Regions from separate parts of the Homo sapiens genome. Here region 2 is linked to region 1. Evidence: chromatin contacts called from ENCODE Hi-C or POLR2A ChIA-PET data. All regions are on one chromosome and are shown on one strand. Each heading gives the region's core, a stretch centred on a gene start or an enhancer-like site at or near the end of the contact. The rest is flanking DNA. Distances are from core to core; before and after follow the strand shown. Region 1 has its middle 44 kb from the start of LINC01800. Region 2 overlaps LOC105374776 (a long non-coding RNA gene).

Region 1 (2,742 bases), core at 144-2,643:
ATAGCAGAAACTAACATACTAAGACTTTATTAGAGTCAGATGTGTGCTAAGAACTTTTTAATCTAATTTGATTTTGTTAGAGACAGGGTCTCACTCTGTCACTCAGACTAGAGTGTAGTGGTCTGATCATAGCTCACTGTAGCCTTAACCTTCTGGGTCAAGCCATCCTGTTGCTTCAGCCTCCTGAGTAGCTAAGGCTACAGAGCATGTGCCATCATGTCCCAAATTAAAAAAAATTTTTTTTTTTGTAGATACAGGCTCTTACTATGTTGCCCAGGCTGGTCTTGAACTCCTAACCTCAAGAGATTCTCTCAACTTGGCCTCCCAATGCACTGGGATTATAGGCGTGAACCACCACGCCTGGCCCTTGTGCCATGTACTTTAAATTCATGGAGCTATTTAGTTGCCATGACAACACTAGGAGGAAAGTACTCTTACTATTATTATTTCCATTTTACGGATAAGGAAACCGACCCTCAAAGAAGTTAAATGCTAGTCCTAAAATGGTCCACCTGGTAAGAGGTGGAGCCAGAATTTTAGTCCACTTTGGTCCAATCTTGAAGTTTGAGTTGTCAATGTGATGCTATGCTGGACATTTGAAAGTACCTAGAGGAACATTGAAGGCAGCTCTGAAGAAGTGGGTCCTGATTTTGGCGTCAGTACTATCCAGCTCTGTGGCCTTACAGCAGTCCCTGTCAAGGGTTCGGTTTTCTCCCTGCTTGTTTTAATGGTTGGGCCAAATGACTACAAATGTGCCTTTCATTTCTAAAAATGCTCTCAAATCTAGGATTTTCAAGTTCCTAAAAATGAAACCAACTTATGCTCACTCTTGTTAATGTCTAAATCCGGAAGAACATTTACGAGGCAAATAAGGTACAGTCATACCCACTCACTCTCTGGCTTCCGAGGAGACTGCTGTGAAGGATGAAGTGTGGTGGCAGGGGTGGGAGAGGGGTACGGGGGTGGGGAACCCACAATCGTGTTGACAGGAACTCACTGAACATACTCTAGTATTTGTACAGTGTGTATCAGGATAGACTGCTGTGTCAAACAGCCCCAAAGTTTTAATGGCTTAACCCAAGAAAAGCTTATTTCTAACTTAGGAACAGCCCAACCTAAGTGTCCTAGTTGGCTCTCTCCAAGGGGCTCTTCTCCAGGGAGCGTCTCAGAAACCCAGGCTCCTCCTCTCTCATGGTTCTGCCTGTCTGCTGGGCCCTCAGAGTACTTTGTTTTTGGTTGGAGAGAAGTTTTAGTGTGCAGGAAAATAGCATATTTGACTTCTGTTCCATTGCATGGGCTAGAATTAGTCACATGGTTCCACCTAACTTCCCACAACAAACTGGGACATAGGGAACTTACTCTATCAGTCATAAAGACGCTCCACAGATGTCCTCTCTGGTTGTTGATGACCCATTTTCCCACCATGACTGTTCATGTGACAAACCTGAGTGTCCCTTGGGAGGAATAAAATGACCCCCCTTTCCTTCCTTGATTCTCTAAAAGAAAGTAATGGAACTTTCTTTAAAGAGTGCAAGAACTTTCTTCAGGGTCTTGTCCTGGGATCAAAGGTAACAATAATATTAATAGTAGCTAGCATTTACTGAGCATATATTATACATCAAGCAGCTACATGCATTATCTTAGAGTGAGGGCAAATCTCAAGGTCTGGATGAGAAGTGTAAAATTGAGCAATGATGCAATTGTATTTACTTTTTCTATAAATGACTTTAATTTCTATTTTGAATGTCCATTCTGCTAGGTGGCAGCATCCTTATTTCATTGATTTGGGTCCCTGCCCTATCCCAAGTTTTGTCTAAGTTCCCAGGTGATGGGCGGTAGCTAGGACTTGCTATTACGTGTGCTTATCTACCCACAGTGGCACCTGTCGTTATGTTGCAGTGTGAGGGCTGACATTCTTGCAGGCTTCTGCTTGATGGTCCTCCTTTACTCCATATCTAAAACCCATCACTCTCTTTGCTACCTCAAAACCACTTCGTAGTTCACAGGGAGCAAGCCACTGTTTCCAGCACCTGGTTCTGACCTACAGCCTTTCTGTCTGAGCACATTTTGAAAACAATTCCTCTGCCCTGGGGACAGGAGGCACCAGTCCTCTCTGCTTTCCTGTCACTCATCATTGCAGATCAGGGACTCTAGATCAAGTCCCTGGGCAAGGAGCAAGCTGCAGGCCCCTCTCTCAGGGACCCTGCCAACTTTCTGCCTCGCTTTGCTTCTTTCCTCCCTTCCATAGTCCTGATAATCCCATATTCCTGGAGACAGGGCAATCTGATTGTTTTTCCAGTTCCAATATTTAGGGCACAAACTTGACACCTTCAATTATTTCAGACTTATACTTTTTTTTTTTTTTTTCTGAGACAGTCTTGCTCTGTCACCTGGGCTGGAATGCAGTGGTGCAATCTCGACTCACTGCAAACTCCACCTCCCAGGTTCAAGCCATCCTCTTGCCTCAGCCTCCAAGTAGCTGGGACTACAGATCCTGCCACCAAGCCCAGTTAAATTTTGTATTTTTAGTAGAGATGGGGTTTTGCCATGTTGGCCAGGTTGATTTCAGACTCCTGACCTCAGGTGATCTGCCAGCCTCGGCCTCCCAAAGTGCTGGGATTACAGGCCTGAGCCACTGCGCCAGGCCCAGACTTAAACTTTGCAGTTCAAAAGGCTTTCTTCTGACAGCTCCTAAACTGTTGTGCTGCTTTTCTGTCATGTCATTTGCCCCCTGAGGCAATG
Region 2 (2,742 bases), core at 114-2,613, 39 kb after region 1:
GTGGAGGGGAAGGGTGTTATAGCATAGGTGCAGGTTATAGCCCCAAGGGAAAAGTTCACACTTCCCTGAAGAGAATGAAAAGCAGGTGTTCTCTTGGCTGGTTGGCCACTGGAAAGGAATGAGCCAAGGTCCAGTTCTCTCTGATGTGTTGTGTTGGCCAAGAAGTTGGAGCAGAGGTGAGAGGTGAGTTGGGTACTCATGGGGGCCATAACAAAAGGAGGTGCAGGGGCCGGGCGCAGCGGCTTATGCCTGTAATCCCAGCACTTTGGAAGGCTGAGGTGGGTGGATCACTTGAGGTCAGGAGTTTGAGACCAGCCTGGCCAACATGGCGAAACCCCGTCTCTACTAAAAATACAAAAAATTAGCTGGGTGTGGTGGCACGCGCCTGTAATCCCAGCTACTTAGAAGGCTGAGGCAGGAGAATTGCTTGAACCTGGAAGGTGGAGGTTGCAGTGAGCTGAAATTGCACCACTGCACTACACAGCCTGAGCAACAAAGCAAGACTCCATCTCAAAAAAAAAAAAAAAAAAGAAAAGAAAAATGGAGGGGCAGGACCTTCCTAACAAAACTCAGAGGGCATGTAGCTATGGCCCTGAGGCCAAGGGGTTCTCCTGGCTCCCTGTGTGTGCTAACAACACCTGCTAAGGCCTACGAGCTCTCTTAGCCTCAAATTGTTCTGAAGGAGGCAGCAACATACAAGGCACTCTATTTTCCCTAATATGTCAGCCTATCCTTTGTATTCATAAAGTGCTGTTTGCATATTAACTCTTTCAGGCTGTAAGGAAACAAGGATTCACTGAGCATGCCATTTTCCTAGTCTGAGAGTCTCTCTGAGGCCTTGGCCATTAAGTAGAAGGAACTAAAGCTTCTTCTAGGCCAGGCACGGTGGCTCAAACCTGTAATCCCAGCACTTTGGGAGGCAGAGGCTGGCGGATCACCTGAGGTTAGGAGTTCGAGACCAGCCTGGCCAACATGGTGAAACCCTGCCTCTCCTAAAAATAAAATGAGCCAGGCATGGTGGCTTGCGCCTGTAATCCCAGCTACTCAGGAGGCTGAGGCAGGAGAATTACCTGAACCCTTGAGGCGGAGGTTGCAGTGAGCCGAGATCATGCCACTGCATGCCAGCCTGGGCAACAGAGCGAGACTCCGTCTCAAAAACAAACAAACAAAAAAAAGCTTCTTCTAAACTAAATGGACTTGGTGGAAAAGGGAGGTTTGCAGCATTCTGAGCCAGAGTGGTAGCCACTGTATCTTAAAGGTCAGAAGAGCCACACAGGAGAGAAAAGGAGCTTAAGAACTTCAGATCTCACTCGGAAGAACTGTGGAGTAGGCAAGTGAAAAAATAAAGTGATTCACCAAAGATTAAGTACAGCAGGCAAACATGAGAGAGAAGAAAAGGAAAGTCAGCAAACAGGAAAGTGATTAATAGAGAGGAGCTGAGAGGAAGTAATAATTGGATGAGAATTTTTGAAAAAGGGAGGAAAGGGCCGGGCATGGTGGCTCACGCCTGTAATCTCAGCACTTTGGGAGGCCGAGGCAGATGGATCACCTGAGGTCGGGAGTTCGAGACCAGCCTGACCAACATGGAGAAACCCCTTCTCTATTAAAGATACAAAATTAGCCGCGCATGGTGGTGCATGCCTGTAATCCCAGCTACTCAGAAGGCTGAGGCAGGAGAATCGCTTGAATCCGAGAGGCGGAGGTTGCAGTGAGCCAAGATCACGCCATTGCACTCCAGCCTGGGAAACAAGAGAGAAACTCCATCTCAAAAGAAAAAAAAAAGAAAAAGAAAAAGGGAGGAAAGGAAAAGTAAAACTTTCAGAGGAAAAGGCAACCAATGTCAAAGTATGGGTTTCGTGGGATTAATCAATGATTTCCTCACTGCAGAGAATTTTTCCTCCATATATAAAGAGGAGAATTCACTCTCCTAGAAAAGATGGCAGCACCCCTCTTGTTTTATCTGTGGCATTAGGACAGCTCACAGCACTGGCTCCTATCTGGAAACTGGAGAATTCTTTTGATGTTATTTTTGGACGCAGTCCTAATCAGTTTTAAAGTATGACACAGAAGCATTCTTCCAATGTTTAATGTCTAAAGTCATTGATGCTGCTGGATGAGGAAGGAAATAAACTGCGTAAAATACCTGAGTGGGTCTTGGCACGGTCTTGTGGCCTTAAGAAATGACTGTGACCTCAGAATCTATATCAGATAAGGCTGCCAAGAGAGCTTTAGAATGGGTCACATATTTATTACCAGCAATGCTGAGGCTGCACTGGATGAGGGCTGCCCAACTTCATTCTCAAATCGTCATCATTCAGTGAACACATCCTGTGTATAAGCATTGCCATGGATACTTTGCATTTACCGTGCCCTGATTTTGACAACCACCTTGCAAGGTAGGGTCATATCTGTTTCATTTCACAAAGGGGGAAATCTGGCATGACTGTGGCCTCAGGAGTGCCTTTACACTTCAGTGCTGCCTGCATAGCCACCTAGGAGTGGTATCCTTGCTGAAATGTTTTGTTGCTATTTTTTCACAAGTAAATCAAAGAAGCCACTTGCTGAACTGTTTTATGTGCTCATTCTTTACAGGACACCAGCTTGTCTTCAATCCAGACTCTATTTCTCTCACGGTCAGTAAGTCGTGGGTTAATAGGAGAAAAAAAAGAGCCCTGAAAGGTTAGGTCCAGGACTCTGGACAGACAGTTCAATCACCAACATCCACTTGGTCATCTGCAACAT

What was found. Hi-C counts contacts between places; a loop is a spot of excess contacts on that map. ChIA-PET counts read pairs that join two places held with the same protein, here RNA polymerase II (POLR2A). Pooled maps may share reads with other maps.
Region 2: a loop to region 1 is called in a map with no recorded cell type, with 1.9 times the contacts of the local background. The contact joins two enhancer-like sites. A Hi-C loop is called at or near these places in 9 of 168 maps with a recorded cell type or tissue (CD14-positive monocyte, Right ventricle myocardium superior, cardiac septum and 6 more), 2 of 37 single-sample maps with no recorded cell type and 4 of 50 pooled maps. POLR2A ChIA-PET finds 5 or more read pairs at or near these places in 10 of 52 experiments (B cell, CD4-positive, alpha-beta T cell, GM10248 and 7 more).

The regions. Positions count from the first base shown.
Region 1 is chr2:64,818,167-64,820,908 of GRCh38, reverse strand. No RefSeq gene overlaps it. Among named protein-coding and RNA genes, the nearest start is that of LINC01800, 44 kb to the left of the region's middle. Within about 2 kb of position 1,393, at least 8 of the 41 ENCODE cell types and tissues checked have a DNase peak (open chromatin) inside an H3K27ac peak, as active enhancers do.
Region 2 is chr2:64,778,877-64,781,618 of GRCh38, reverse strand. All of the region lies in intron 1 of LOC105374776 (a long non-coding RNA gene), which reads right to left. Among named protein-coding and RNA genes, the nearest start is that of LINC01800, 83 kb to the left of the region's middle. Within about 2 kb of position 1,363, at least 3 of the 41 ENCODE cell types and tissues checked have a DNase peak (open chromatin) inside an H3K27ac peak, as active enhancers do.